Regions from separate parts of the Homo sapiens genome. Here region 1 is linked to region 2. Evidence: chromatin loops called from intact Hi-C (ENCODE). Cell type or tissue: endothelial cell of umbilical vein. All regions are shown on one strand.

Region 1 (8,000 bases), 49 kb before region 2:
TAGAGCTACACCATCTAAAACACATAGTTTTCTCCGTCACCCCGATTCTGTGAAAGAGAGCTGGAGGGTTGCCTACTAGCTCTTAAAGGCTTTAGCCCACTATTGACACATCACTTCTGCTCACAGCCCAGTGGCCAGAACCAGTCTCACCGTCCTGACCTAACTGCAAGGGCCCAGAGAAATATGGGAGATGTGTGAGCAGTAAATGACTCTGCCATAGTTCCCAAGCTAGCTTAAGTGAAAAGGGGGTGGCTGGGAGGACACCAAGGCATCTTATGGGTCTCTATCTAGGAAGGGGGTCCATCCAAGCCCCCAAAGGAACCGCAACCAGACGTTGGAAAGTTAGGACCCATAGTCACATTCTTAGAGTTCCAGGGTGCCGTATTTACTTCTCTCTCCTTCAGTCAGCAAGTTGACTTTTTCTTTTTTCTTTTTGGGTAGACTGGTTTTCTTTGCTTTTCAAATACAATGGGAATAAGAACAGTCCCTGTCTGAAGGAGCTGTGAGGATATAATGAGTTTATCCATGTAAAGTGTTCAGGAAGTGCCTGGCGCATGGGAAGTGCTAGGTAAGAGTTAGCTATTGCTATTATTTTATGTAATAATAGTAATATTTTTAATTATTCTCCTTGCATATGCCAAAACATGGCTGCCTAGGCTTAGCCTCTAAGACTCCCCCGAGAAGGAACTGACTAAAGGGACCAGTTCTTTTGGGAGCTGAGTGCCTAACTGAGTCAGGGTTCTCCCTGGGTTTGGGGAGAGGGAACAGGCCAGCATGCCCAGCTAATTTTTAAAAATTTTTCGTTGAGATGGGATCTCCCAGTGTTGCTCAGGCTGGCCTTGAACTCCTGGGCTCAAGTGTTCCTCACGCCTCGGCCTCCCAAATTGTTGGGATTACAGGCATGAGCCACTGTACCCGAAGAGAACCATCTTAAAGAGAAAAAAGAGCTGTTTTTATTTTTTGTTTTTAGAAGGCCACGTTCATTTTTTCAGAGGCACTTGGTCTTTTTAGTGCTAAGGAAATAATACTCAAGGATTTTTAAAAACTGTTACACAACAGCTTCTTCTTAAAGGCTGAATCACAGGCACTTTAGAAAACTTCTTAGTGGAGGAGGCTCCACTGATATGTACTCAATACTTACACTCAACAGGAGGGATATATTTCGATTTTGAGTTTGACAGGCACACACTGATCTCATTTAAGTCCTTACCCAGCTGGAGCTCAGGAATTCCAGTGCGCTTTCCACAAGAACTTCCTCATGTCTTGTCGTGCCGAACAGTGGGGCATGACCCAGGCCCTGTTTCTGCAAGGAAAGAGAAGTGGCTCCCAAGAACTGTAGTGGCCTCTTGGTATAAATTGTTTTCCTAAAGGCCCACAGTACAGGGCAAGAGTTTTCTTGGCAACCCAAATTAGAAATAAAAAAAAAAAAAAGCTGATTTGTTCACATCATCAAATAATGGCCCAGAGGCTGTGGAGTAGATGTCCAATTTCAAAGGCCTTGCCCTTCCTCTGGGCCAGAGGCCTTTCATCACAGCTAGGAAATTACCTCCCTAACATGCATGCTGCGCCTGCCTCCATAACCCAGAGGTCAGAAAGGCAGAGCACTTCTATAAGATGGAGGCAAAAATACAAATGGAAAACTGGGTGTCTCTGCAAAAACAAGACTAAGGAGAACCAAGGCACTGCCATCCAAACCCAACACCGCCTTCAGTGAGTGCTCTCAGGAGGCCTGACAGCAGAATATATGCCCAAGGCAAGAATGTCACCCAAGGTTCCCATATCTCCTGCCCTCACGTTGTGTCCCAGGTCTGGGTTCTCTGCTTGAGTAATGCTCCAAGCTGCAAATGCCCCCAGCCAATTCTATCTCCTCAACCCATCACAGGCCCTCTGTCTAAGGACCTTCCTACCAGTGGGGGTTAGGAGGAAAGCATGGGAATGAAAGAATTTGGACCAAGGGGTGCATGATGGTAGCCCGTCAGGGCAACTTGTAGTTGAAAAGAGAAGCCCCTTTTGCAGGGAAACACCACTGTACAGATAGACTTCAGATGCTGCGGGGCACGGCGCCAGGCCAGCTGTGTGGAGCTGCATTCCAGCCAAGTGACTGAATATCTGCTTTCATGCGGTTTTGTGGAGCTGCTACAATCTTCCACCTCTGCAGAGTATACCCGTTTCTTCCAGTCACCACGAAAGGTCATGCAAAAAGAGATTCTTCAGTTCTGGCACTACATATTTAATATCAAATCTTTGTACTTGAGCCTGCAATGGATGGACATGCATATTCTATCAGCCTTGAAAATAGCTGTTCCAACACTGGAGCCCTGAAGGAAACTTTTCAGTTAAATATTCTCTCTTTGCCAACTGCCAAATAGACAATTTTATTATTCAACCCATGGATCCATTAACTCAACCCTGGCCTTCCCCAGTAGCCCCTGTCATCTGCTCTTCTTTTGTGTGTAACACCCTTGATCTGAGCATCCGCTTGTTGCAGAGGCCCTTGGATTCCCCAGCAGCCTCAGGCTCTGTAGGAGCCACCCCTAGGAGGCAAGTCAATCAGGCTGCTTCCCCAGCTTTGCTATTTGATTTCTGTTGGGGCTGCAAGTGTTCCTTTCTAGGCCATTTTTAGGCCTGAATTTCATATGGGCCATAAAATCTTTTGTAAAAGGAAATGGATCAGCTAGCTTTGTCGAGACTCACTCTATTTCTGGAGTCCTGATGATGAAAGACTTAATTAGTGCTGGAGTAAACAAACGGTCAGTCTCGTTAAATTAGCAGCAGTATTTATTAATATAAACACATTGCACTTGAAAAATCCAACTTTAATGTCCCCTCTGAGTAAATATACTTATTTTTCTTCAAGTTTCAATCAGTAAGGCTTCATGTACAGCCATGATGTCATGAGACCAATTACACAGAGTACTCTTGACAGGCTCATGATTTTCTTGCCGTATTCTGGCCTGCGTAAGGAGCAAACTTGCTTTAGGATGTTCAGAGAGACACTGTTCTCTTCCATTTCCAGGTCAAACCCCAGCTACCATGACTTAATGCTTCAGAGCTGCATTTCATATTAATACATTCTTATATTCTGAAACTCCTCTGTGGTCACACTCACCATCTTTGGAGTCTGAATTTATTCACACACTCTGGTTGTTCCTTCAGGGAAGGAGCTAGCAGCCCCAAAGTACTTCCACTGAAGCCTTTGGAAAAGAGGGAAGACTCCAAGTCTCTGGCACCTGCAGAAGAGGGGAATCTTGAGAAGTAGCTGACGCTCCGAGTTTACATGTCCCCTTGGTGAGATTTCTTACAGCAGAACATGACGTTCTTCCCACCCCCAGGATGCAAACCACTTTAAAAGAATGTTATACTTTGCTCTGCGTGGCCAAATACCACAAACACCACTTGATTTTAAAATTATGTAGTCTTGGTATTCCAAAGCCAACGTGCACCACCATGCAAGAACAGATGCGGTCTCTGAAGGCAAAAGCCCCAGGCAGTGCTTAAGTCTCAAAAAAGAGTTGTCATGTCATCCTCAACTTGAGATGTTTGCTTGGCAAGCATTTTTTACTCTCTGGAGGAAATTTTGTTTACAGGATTTAACAGTTACACACACAAACACACACACACACACACACACACACACACACAATTACTCATTGTTCAGCTGCAGAACAAAGGTCAGCTCTTGGCACGCAGTAGTTTTCCAATTCCTGATCCTTTTTGATTTTCAATGTGCCCATCAGCAGACATGTAATTTTATCTTAAGACAGCCAAGTGCAAAGCATGAGACAATAGGCAGAAATCTTGTAAATAACTATCAAACAGAAATAATCCTTTCAGCTGACGAGGGAAAGCCTCCTTTGTTCCATTTTAATGATGTTTATATAAATTTTAGTATGCATATTCAGTCAGTAACATTATTTTAAGGCAGTTGATATAGGTGCCAAAATCCTCTGTGTACTGAGGAGATAGGTTATCTTTTGCATGTGTGGGGTTTTGGAGACAAAAGTTGCACTGAAGTGTGTGGCTCTTGTAAATTATCTCAATTTCCTGTTTGAGATAATGGAGCAGTGGATTTTCACATCCAATCCCTTTAAATCGTAGGTTTAATTCAGTTGAGACCCAGAAGTGATTAGCCCAAGTTTACACAGGCACTTAATAGCTGAGCAGGGTCACAGACAAATTCTACCTAAAGTTTGCAATTACTCCCCATGATAAGCTGGAGAATTGGAATTCCTTTCCATTACCTGTAGTACTTTTGCCATAGTAAGTCTTAGAACAAGAGTAAAGAAAAGGCAATAGGTTTTCATGGCTGGGTGCAGGGGCTCATACTTGTAATCCCAGCACTTTGGGAGGTCAAGGTAGGAGGATTGCTTGAGGCTAGGAGTTTGAGACCAGCCTCAGCAACATGGTGAAACCCCGTCCCTACCAAAAAAAAAAAAAAAAAAAATTAGCTGGGCATGGTGGCATGAACCAGTAGTTCCACCTACTCAGGAGGTTAAGGCAGGAAGATCTCTTGACCCCACGAGGTTGAGGCTTCAGTGAGCTATGATTGTGCCACTGCATTCCAGCCTGAGTGACAGAGCAAGGCCCTATCTCAAAAAAAAAAAAAAAAAAAGAAAAAGGAAAAAGAACCTTATGATATAATCCTGACCAGAAATTGGACTTAAGTATTTTTCAAAGCCATTTATGTTACTGGTTGGAAAAAAATGATAAAAGTGGACATTTTGTTTCTTAATAAGATTAAAAAGCTATGTACGATGTATTAAATATAAGTCGACATTTGATTATTCCTTAGATGCAATTCCAGAAACAAGTTGTCCAGGCAGGAGAGGCTGGCTTAGAATTTGTGGAGTATCTTACAATTGTGGTCATTGGAAACAAATCGAAATGCAGCAAATAAGCCACTATTCCTGTTGTTCCCCTTGTCTGTTTCTCCCAGCTTTATTCACTTAGAAACTTAATTTTGCCTGATCTGACAGGCACAAGAAGGAGCCAGGTGGAGGGAGGCTGGAAGCCTCCAAGGTTGGTCTTTCAGGAACAATGACAATGCTGTCTACTGAAAACCACTTCCAAACGGCTTTCAAAGCCCAGGAGTTTGTTTAGAGAAAATCTTGCTGGCATTGATGGATTTCTTCTCCTCTGACAGTTCACAGGAAAGAGTGTAGTATAAAGAATTAAGTGATTCATTCCAAACATCTGATGGGTTCCCTTCAAGTACTCCCCCTCTGATCCACTTCTTATGGCTGTGCTGAGCCTCCCCATCTGTGATGAGGTCATTTTGTCGGGCACACAGAGGATTCTAGGGGGAATATGCATCATATACTGCAGCTATTCACGGCATTCATTCCTCCTGGCTGCTCATGGGTAACAATGAACCTTCTCAGCATTACATGTGCTTACTAAGGAGACAGGGGTTAGATGCCTTTCAGTGGAACCCCCCGAGGCACACAATGCATTTATTATAATGTCTTGGCCCTAAGAAGGGCCTGGGAACAGCTTGGAGTGGTCTATAATTAAGTACATTTAATAATAAATGCACATACTTCTTAGGTATTGCAAGAAGTGAAAATAAGCTCTTCGTCTTCTCAGTCTCAATTCCCTTTCCCCATCATCCTTCCCCTTCACAAATCAGAAAAGCCAGGAGTACTGTGCTTTTTTAAAAATAGCAATTGCAGAGGATGTCTGGCTGGTCGAGAAAGGTAAATTAAATTACTTGAGAACATTCTTTCCATGTCAAAAAAAATGGCTTCTGCCTCCTCAGGTAGTTACGCATGGGGAGGATTTGCTAAAGGTTGGCTGTTCCTTTAATCTCCCTTGGATTCCACTTCCAAAGGCTTTCAGGGGCAGTGACCCGCTAGCTAAGGGGCATCCCTTGGGGTTAAGCTGCCACTTGGAAGGGCACTTCCTCAGATTGCTGCTGTGCCTAGCAAGGAAGCAGCAGTTAGAAGTGTTCCCCCGACAGTGTCCCATGTCCTCGGTCCCCACACCTCTGAGTGCTCGAATATGGGCAGATAGATAGACTTTCTGAGGAAAGGGAGAGGAAGAGAGCCCTGTGAATGTGGACAGGGTACAAGAAGAGAAGTCACACTGGAAGGAAGAGAAAAAGGCAGCAGGAGTGTGACATGTACATTTGTGAGATGCAGCAAGGGGCGTGGGACTGCGAGGGACGCAAAGGCATTAAGGGGCCTGGAGGCTGGAGGCCCAGCTTTGCCCCTGCCTGGCTGTGAGTGTGGCCTATTTTCTTGAACTTCTCTAAGCCTCAGTTTCTTTACTTGTAAAATGAGGATGTTAATGGTACCATGAATAGTTAGTGAAAGGTCTAGTAACAGGAATCTTGGGAAAGTGACTTAAATTCTCTGAGCCTCACTTTCTTTATCATCTGCAAAATAAGGTAAAAAATACCCCTGTTACATGCATTGTTGTAAGGATGAATGAAATAATGTATGCAATCACTTAGCATATACCTGGTTCACAGTAAATCATCAGTAAATGCTAGCTGCTGTTGTGGCGACCGTTGGAATGCAATTACATTTTTAAAGATACATGTTGGATTGAAATTGTTTGCATCATTGAATGGTTCAATACATGGAGCAGGTGTCTCACTAGAGGAACAAGAAAGCCATGCAAACTCACCAGGTAGTACCACGTTGGAAATCAGATTGCTTTTATTTATTTATTTGATAGTTAATGATAGGGAGAGGGGTGATAGAACAAATGGGTATTATCTTTTCTTCTTTCCTATAATTAATTAAAATGAAATTATGGACCTGTACAATTTCAATAGATATGGATGGATAGGATAATATTATTAATAATAGTTTTTCCAACTTAAGACCAGTTTTTTCAACTCACTGGTGCCCTAACGTTTCTGATTTTGCTATCAATCGTGAAGAGGAGTTTTTAAATTATATGGTTAAAGAGAGAATGACTTTTGCTGAAGCATCTTATTTTAAACAAAGTAATATTGAGCTTATTGATAAAATAAAGGTCAGCCCAAGAGTGTGTGGGAATAAGGTACATTTTGAAAGAAAAGAGAATGAGGCTTTAAAAAAAGTTGTTTTCTTTCTTTTTGTTACAGCTAAAAATTTCCAATCACCATTCACTTCAAATATACCACCTTGATTTTACTTTTTTTACTTTGCTTTAGGTAATTTTTATATGAATATTCTCAATAAATAATTTTCGTGTAAGCATTTATTATTTTGAGCATTACAGTTTGGACCCCAAAATGGAGTACTGTGAATTTTTTGAGAGATGCTAGAAGAACAGAAGAAACAGTAAACTTTTAAGGCAAGACATCTTTCTCCTCCCACTCTAGCAGCAAGGAGAAGAGGACATTTGCTCTTTAAGAGCCTTTTAAAAGTCACGTGGAAAGGCAAGCACTCCAAGGATTTTTTGATTCCTTTTGGCTTTGGCCAAGAAAATGAAATTATTGAGAACAGCCAGACTTTCATAAGATATTGCTGTTGGAGGGACTTTTTGGTGGGTTAAATATTATAAAATCATTGTTTTCTGGTCAATACAGAGCAGGGAGAAAATAAAAATAATTGTTGGATAGGAGCATTTTGGTGGGTTTTGCACAGACTTGCATCTTGTGTCAGAATGTGACATCAAAGGCTCAGTTTGATGGGGTCACTTTTCTAACGTGACCAGATGATGTGTTAAGGCAAAAGCAAAGTATTTTCTCCCCCTCAGGTTTTTGGAAATAGACCAAACACATAGTTCTCAAAACCACCTTCCTTTAACCCCAACCTTTGATAAAGTGCAGGTCAACTAGCTTGCCCTAATCACTTCTAAACTCATCAGTGGAGTATCTTTCCATGTTTAAGTCTCCTTCTGGCTGCTTCTCTGAATTCTCATTACGGAGCAAGTGTAGGAAGACCCAGGAATGCCGGAATCATCCAGTCACTGCATGGGTTCACTTCATCCATATCTTCTTTTTTTCAGAATACTCTTTATTCCTGTCTTATTTCAAATCCTGGTGTCATCAGGGTGATGAAGGG
Region 2 (8,000 bases):
GAAGTCTTGGATTAGCTTCAAAACAAGCCAGCAGAGAAGACTAGGAGTAGAGCCAGAGTTTTCCTCTTGAAGTTGGGGGGTCGGGTCCATCGCATTCATTATATGTTCCTCTCAACTTTTATGTTTGAAAAGTTCCTAGTAAAAGGTTGAAAAATTTTCAGCAGCATTAAATGAAATATTCACCAAATGGGATGAAAGTCCCATTTCTACATGAAAGTAGAAAGCAACATCTTTCTCTTGGTGTTTTGCTGTGCCCCATCTTTCTCAGGATCTCCATGTGTTTCTATTTCTTTCTCTCCTTTCTCACACGCTTGGCCAACTCCTCTGTCTTTCAACCACCTTACGGTATTCTCTTTTACTTCAACTGAGACTCTTCTCTGCAGCATTTACTAGAGGTGTACATTTTCCTCATCCCTTCCCCATGTCCTCTCTTTCCTCTCTTACATCCGCTAAATTCATTTGCGTTAAGGGCACAGATGCCCCTTACTTCTTCCCCTGTAGGGCAATTGTCCTGAAGAGAACCACACTCCTTACTCCTATTATGGCAACAGGAGAAGGGCGTACATACTTGTGGCCAGGCACTGTTACCTTTCTGCCTCCCTGTGAACTATGTGTGTGCCAGAACACTCTTATCTACCTGTCCACTTGGGCAAAAAATTAGACTGAACAATTACTTGGCAGGTTTTAAGGGTGGCAACAACAGAACTCATTAATTGCGGAGGGGAGAATGACACATTTCCAATTGTTTAGTTCTTTTTCTAAATGGGTACTTTATAATTCATAAGAAATGCAGAGAACTTTCATTCTAACAAGACTGTTCACTACACTATTCTCTACCCTTTTTTGAGAGGCATAAACACTTTCATTCCTAACATAGTTACCTGTTCTCATAACCTCCCTGGGAGAAAGGGAGAGTGAATTTTATTTCCAGAAGAGCAAATTCAGGCACAAAGAGGACAGATAAACTGTCAACAGTCACCAGGGAAGCCAGCAGAAGGGCTGAGAGCAACACTCTTGCCTCTAGCATCAAGTGTGTTATTTACCTGCTGAACCCTCGAGGGTCTGAGCTGGCAGGCTTTCCTGAGGGTGTGGCGGCAGGGCCTGCATTCTTGTCTCTATTGTCCTGTACTGTTTACTTGCAGGATGTGGAAGCACAGCATGTAATGTAATACCAGATGTTCTACGTGGGAGGAATTTCATAACTCATACATTTTAGCATGCTTTTTTCTAACTGCGCCCATCTCCTTTCATGCAGCACAAAAATGTAAATCTGTTTCCCAAACTACTACCAGGTCCTGGAATCTAAAAGGAAATACTGGTGGTTCTTTGGTATTTTTCACTTTTAGTTGAAGCACACATGTGGATGTCTAGGGTAACATCATGTGGATTCTTCTTATTTTTTAAATGGCTCCTATTGTAGTGGCCCAGAACAGCTGGGGAATGTCCGAGGGCCACAGGCTCACTGGCCTAGATTAAGGCCTCTACTCACTGATGAGGCCTCCCTATCCAAACTCACTGTCCCTCCTCCCGAGCTGGTACCCATTATCCTGAGTGGGCTAGCTGCCTCTCTCTTCCATAGACACTATGCTCATCCTGCCCTGGTGCCTCTGCTCATTTAGTTTTCCCTTTCTGAAATATCCTAGCTCTTCTCTTCCCATCTCTAAATCCTAGCTGAGCTCTGGCCCCACCTCACATCAGCCCACTAAACTTGCCTTTCTCTGCACTGCTGGAGGGGACAGCCTCCGCACCCTATGACTTTAGCACTTAACTCTGTGCATGTGTGTATGTATGTTCCCTTGTCCTGTCTCCGCACTAATCTGCAAGATTTCTGAGGGCAGGAAGGGACCATTGTGTAGACTTACCTGAATTCCCTATGTTGCCTAGGAACAGATAGACATGGATGGGGCGATTTGAGCTTTAGATTTTAAGGAGCCTGAGTAGAAAGAACAGGTGATTTTGTTTATTTGGCTGTTTCCGTTAGGGACGGGGATGGCTGTGGATTTCAGTTTGAGGTCCGAGTTGCTGCATGAGGTGGAGGTGGAAACACACACAAATCTAGGTTTCCCCACAGTCCATCATGACATTTCACCATAGCAGTAGTGCTGGTCTAAATGTGATGGGAGCACTGACCTCTGCTGGAATGCTCTCTGGCCCATCTCTCTAGCAGCTCTCTTGACCTCTTCGGGAACTGCATCTTTCTCAGCCTGAGAGACCTGGTACACCGTATGGCCTGCATCCAGCCGGTAAGGGCCTCCTTTGCCACCCAGGCCTGCCGTGTCTCTTCCCCCTGGAAGGAAAACGTGGAAATTCAGATGATAAATCTGAACTTGACCACAGAACAAAAGTTGGGTCATGGTTTTAGGACAGCCTTGTGGAGGATATTAATTGTACTTAACTAGTAATTAAACAGTCAAATTACCTTCTGGAAAAAGATGTATTCTCTTGTTTAGGATGCTTTTCCTTTTTCCCATCCATTAAAATACTACCTATATATCAAGGCTTACTCCAGCTTCTATGACACCTTAGCTAATGCTGCTACCTCATAAGGATCCATACTCTTGTGTACTATTTGTTATCCTTTCATATTTATTTTTCTCACCAACTATATGATGGATGAGATATTTTATTTACTTTTGCACTACCGCACCTATAAGAGTGGTTTGAATATCATAGATACTTAGTATATATTTGCTAATTAAATGAACAACTGTTTCCCTCCCTCACATATTACCTTAGTTTTCCTTAAAAAACCTAGACAGTTAAGCTATAAATACTGTTTTTTTCTGTTCTGCAAATTATAAAAATAATGCACAGAGAGGCTAAATGACATATTCAGGACCTCGTATCACTGGCTTAGCCAAGATTAGAAGCCAATTATTACACCAACTTTGACTTCTGGTTTGAACAATATATAACATAAACACCATCAGCTTTAGAACAGTCTTTCAATAGAAACTCAAGTTTACATAATACATATTACATATACATATTACGTTTTATAACATAACATTGTATGAACTGTTCATATTGTAAATGCCTGTAAGGCCAGGTAGGTCATATGATAAAAAGTGGTGGGGACATTGGCTAACTTAGGATTTACCTTGTCTAAATACATGAAAATTGAAATTATTTTAAAACACTACATGGACCAGAGAAAAAAACACATCTGTTGGCTAGATTTGGCCTTTGGGCTATAAGATTGTTACCCCTATTTAGGGGTAGATTAGAATACTAGTAACCTGTTTCTTTTGTTCATTCACGTATAACTTGAGAACTTAGAAGGGAATCCAATATTGGAGGGGCAGTATAGTATAATACACTGCTATTGTAGAGTATATTATGATATAGTTAAACCAGACTGCCTGGGTTTGAATCCTGGCTCCAACCCACCAGCCATTTATCTTTGGGGAACTACTTAACTTCTCTGTGTCTCAGGCTCCTCTTTATAAAGTGGGGATACTAATATTATTTACTTCATGGGATTGTCATGAAGCTAAAATGCTTAGAGCAGTATCTGGCACATAATAAAAGCCATATAATGGACTGCTTTTACTATTATTATTAAACAAAGCCTAGTTACACAGAATTAGGCAATTTCTAGTTTTATAAAGTGGAAAATTTGAAGGCTTTTAGACTTTGGGTAAATTATGTTACATTTTTCTTTCACCATCACCACCCCCACCTCCACCTTACCACTGAGCTTTAACTGGTCTAACAAAACTAAAACCAAGAACTCAATATGAACTGCTTTCCTTATGAAAGTCCAGGTAGGTCATTTCCTTTTGGGAAATACCATGAGAACTGCCTATTAATTACACTACTTTAATCTTTTGATTGGAACATATTTCACTTTTATTTAGAAATGGGTGGTGGAAAATTCCTTCTGGGATGTGTGTGACTCCCATTTCTTACTCATGGCCAGCCAATAGGCAGAGGGGTACAGTAACTGGACAGTGACAATGAGCTATAGGAGGAAAAGGTGTTTCTGGGATCTAACTCCTTTCCTACAGGAGGGTATCCTGAGTATGGGTGGATCATGAATTTGAGCTGAAAGCTTCCTAGGTGCTGAGATGTTATCATTCTGGTGAAAGGGAGAAAGTGGTGGAACCATCAGAAGCTGGTGTGAGTGACTGGCCACCTGAGTCGCAGGGCCCCAGGCAAAGTCACACTGGGGTGGAGCAGGAGGTGCTCTTCATGATCTCCACTTCCCAGAGCCTTTAATTTGTACTATTTAAATGAAAGTGCTTACCAGAGGTTCTAAGACTGCAGGGCATAAGCCTGGACATTCCAAACCACTTCAGAAGATAATGGGGAGGGTGGGCAAGGGAGGAGCATTGATGAAGAAAGGGGAATCAAATGACTTGTTGGGCCAGAGCTCAGTTCAAAGTAAAGAATTCTGAGGGAAAAGAATGGCAGAGAGAAAAAGAGAAATTGAAGCCAAGGAGCCTTGATCAATTGAAAACTAAAAGCCAGGTGAAACAAATGTAGCCTCAATCTGGACAGATACGTGAGCTAGTAAATTCAAGTTTGGTAACAAATAGGAATTTCTCCCCCAGAGTAGTCCACTGCTGGGAAACCACATCTGGCCAGCTCGTCCCACAATGCATTCCATATGGATTAAATCTTGTTGGCTTGACGCTAACTTCCAGATCAAAGGACATTTCTAAAAATAGCCTTACTTTAAAGCTGATGCTTGATGAATAAACAGAGTAGGCAAGAAGTCCACAGGCCTATTTGATAGCACATTGTCTAAGCAGAGAAACCCATTTCCTCCCGAGGCTGTCAAGGCCAAGAGGCACAGACCATCCTAAGGAAGGTGAAGTACAGAGCTCCTGCCAGCACTCCTCATGGTGAGATAAGCTCAGACAGTGCGCACACAGTCTGGCCCTATTCCTGTGGACTCGCAGATGTGTCTGCTCCAGCTGCCGCAGAGGAAAAAGGAAGACGGCAGTCCTGGGAACAATGCCCTAGTTGGGCAGCCAAGAGGAAGGAGTCGGCCATCGGTTTAGACTGCAACCAGCCTTATCTCGAAATCTTGCATCCTCAACGTACTTCGAAGATGTGGAAGACAAGGACCATTTCTTTTCAGTCAGTTGCTGAAGAAAGAATTTACTGTGGATTTCTGGCATGATCCCAAGGTCATGGAATTTAAAAGAAGGGATTAACACTTTAGTGAAAATATTCTTCATGCCAGGCACTGTGCTCAGTGCTTAACAATCGTAATCTCATTTAATCCTCACCACAATTTAAGGTAGTTCACACTATCCCCCTTTGACTGATGAAGCAACTCCAGGAGGGTCAGCATGTTCTTAGGTCACAGGGTGGCAGAGCCTGTGGGACTCCAAATGCCAGGCTCTTCACATGCCTTGATGTCACGCTGGGGCAGAGGGCAAGACAACAATCCAACTGAGTAATGAGGGAGGCTGAGAAGGAAAGCCCGTCTCTGAGTCTTCTCAGGGGCGATGTGCTGGCCTAATGGGCTTGGGAAACCTGGGGAAGGCTGACTCAGGAGAATGCCTGTGCTACCAACCTGTTCCGCCAGCCCAAGTGTTGCCGCCCACGTGAGGCATGTTGTCTGGGTCCTCCTTCCCGTGTTTGGGGGAGCTTACATCTTCACCACTGTCTCTGTTGATTGTTATCTAAAAATGAACAATTGAGACATTTTTACTATCCTGTGACAAACACCAGGGACTGCATGACAGAAAAAAAAATTATTTTCTCCTAAGTCCTTAAGGTATCACATAACCTCAGGCCACTGGACTTGATAAATGCTGTGAGTATTTGGCAAAAATTCCATCAGATGGATTCCAACATCCATCTAGTTGGGAAGAAGAACTAATTTTTTAAAAAACTCTTAAAGAAAAGTAAAGGAGCTGGACTGCATTATAGCTACAGAATTTTTCTGGTGCAAACCAAGCTGTGAGCATTTACACATGGCATGAGACTTACCAGATGCAGGGAAAATGGATCTCACTGGAGAGGGGTATTTTGCCAGTGGTTTAAAAGGATCACCACCTAGCTGATCCAGCTGAGTCATTATATACACACTTACCCATTCTGTTTTCAAAGAAATCCCATTACTCTGAGAGATGCCATTTTACATATAATATATGGAAAAGAAAAACAAAAAGTTATGTATGTATGCCTTAGTGATAGATTTATGTTATATACTAAAAACTGCTTATTTATTTTTTTGACCCACTTCAATTTTTATTATGGTATTTTGTAGCTTTCCTAATTCATCTTTATTGTAAAACTAGATTTATGATTCCTGCAATTCAAATAGAATAAGAAGTACTTTAGCCTTCCTCTGTGAGAGCCTGAAGTTCATTGCTTCCTATTTCATTCAGTACAGTGTCACCAAAAGGAGTGACAACCACACAGAAATTTCAATCCTAGTAGTCAGTTCAGTAGATACTACTCCACAATAAATCAAAGCATTCACATTTTATGCACACCATGAGCCTGCTCTCAGATGCAATGATTTCCCAGAAGACAAGATCAAATTCTCATTCATTTGTTCAAATAAGACTTAAAGAAAATGTACTGATGGAACATTCTGTGAGGTACCATGGGGCCTACAAAGCCATTGACGATTGGTTCCTGCCCTCAAACTGCTTACAGTGGAACAAGAGAGCTTACAAATAAATGGGCCTGAAGTCAGTCTTTAGAGTTAACCATTCCATGTTGGTATATGGGATTTTCATTCTTGATGTTGGGATTAATGCAGTTAGGTAGGTAATTTGAGGTCTTTGCAAATAAAATGGCCATTCAGAATAAAATCAAGACAACTTCTACTGTCTTACGTCCAAGTTGGTTCATTTCAAGTGTTATGACATCGTAGGGATTTTAATTAGCTGGACTTTTCTGCAAATAGCTTCGGCAGGATCAACAAAGTTTTTGCCAAAACTTCAGCATACTCCAAGAAAATTTAGCAGCCAGACATGACAATTGATATAAATTCCACACACATAATCATGCTCTAAAAATGGGTGAAAATAATTTTTCCTCCTGTTTTCTTAAACAAGCAAGATAGCTAGGAACATTTAGAGAAAAAAAAAACATTTAAAATACTTTCCCAAAAACTTGCCACCATTTTTCAACTCGTTTATAAATAATGTAAGAGATAAGCAGTAAATTAAAATACATATACTGGCTACAAGAATTCCAGAAGAGCACTAATCAATAAAATTTTCTGTGTTGATGAAAATGTTTATATTTGAGGTGACCAATATGGTAGTCACTAGCCATTAGCTCAATATGGCTGTGAGCATGTGAAATATGGCTTGTGCGACTGAGGACCTGAATTTTAAATTTTATTTAGCTAACTAAAATTTAAATTTAAATAGCCATGTGTGCCACTGGCCATCTCATCAGACAGCGCAGCTCAGGCACAAGCTTGCCTCAGACCTGGAGATCCTGTTTAGAGATCTTTGCAGCACCCTCTAGATGTACTCCATGAGAAATGAGAAGGACAAAGAACATTTCAAAACTGGTACAGTTTTATTCTGTTGCTAATTTAATAAATCTATATGAGTCTGGGCGCAGTGGCTCACACCTGCAATCCCAGCACTGCGAAAAACAAAACAAAACAAAAAAACTATATGAAAGGTATGATTACAGTCTAAATTTTTTTAAAACAAACAGAATGGAACTTACATATGGAGATACTATTTTTTTTTTTTCTTTTTGAGATGAAGTCTTGCTCTGTCACACAGGCTGGAGTGCAGTGGTGCAATCTTGGCTCACCGCAACCTCCACCTTCCAGGTTCAAACAATTCTCCGGCCTCAGCCTCCCAAGTAGCTGGGATTACAGGCACCTGCCACCACGCCCAGCTAATTTTTTTATTTTTAGTAGAAACAGGGTTTCACCATGTTGGCCAGGCTGGTCTTGAACTCCTGACCTCAAGTGATCCACCCGCCTTGGCCTCCCAAAGTGCTGGGATTACAGGCATGAGCCACTGTGCCAAGATACATTTTTTTTTAAATAATAAGAAGAT

Evidence for each region. A loop is a pair of places that touch in the nucleus more often than their neighbours do. Peaks named below come from ENCODE experiments on the same cell type or tissue, not always from the same donor. Only the 100,000 strongest peaks of a DNase experiment are listed, where the experiment ranks them.
Region 1: it touches region 2 in a loop (4-fold over the local background); 5 of 110 quality-filtered maps call a loop at or near these places.

Annotation. Positions count from the first base shown.
Region 1 is chr13:41,560,191-41,568,190 of GRCh38, forward strand. It overlaps VWA8 (von Willebrand factor A domain containing 8), which reads right to left. Exons shown (of 45, transcript NM_015058.2): 45 at 6,645-8,000. It overlaps LOC105370174 (a long non-coding RNA gene), which reads left to right. Exons shown (of 3, transcript XR_941901.2): 3 at 3,157-3,901. Among named protein-coding and RNA genes, the nearest start is that of MIR5006, 4.2 kb to the right of the region's middle. In endothelial cell of umbilical vein, no CTCF peak of the experiment used is centred here; DNase peaks (open chromatin) are centred at 2,081, 3,701 and 5,201; H3K27ac peaks cover 2,801 bases.
Region 2 is chr13:41,609,446-41,617,445 of GRCh38, forward strand. It overlaps VWA8 (von Willebrand factor A domain containing 8), which reads right to left. Exons shown (of 45, transcript NM_015058.2): 38 at 5,531-5,639; 39 at 2,131-2,287. Among named protein-coding and RNA genes, the nearest start is that of MIR5006, 45 kb to the left of the region's middle. RefSeq lists an enhancer at 4,969-5,961. In endothelial cell of umbilical vein, no CTCF peak of the experiment used is centred here; a DNase peak (open chromatin) is centred at 4,846; H3K27ac peaks cover 4,379 bases.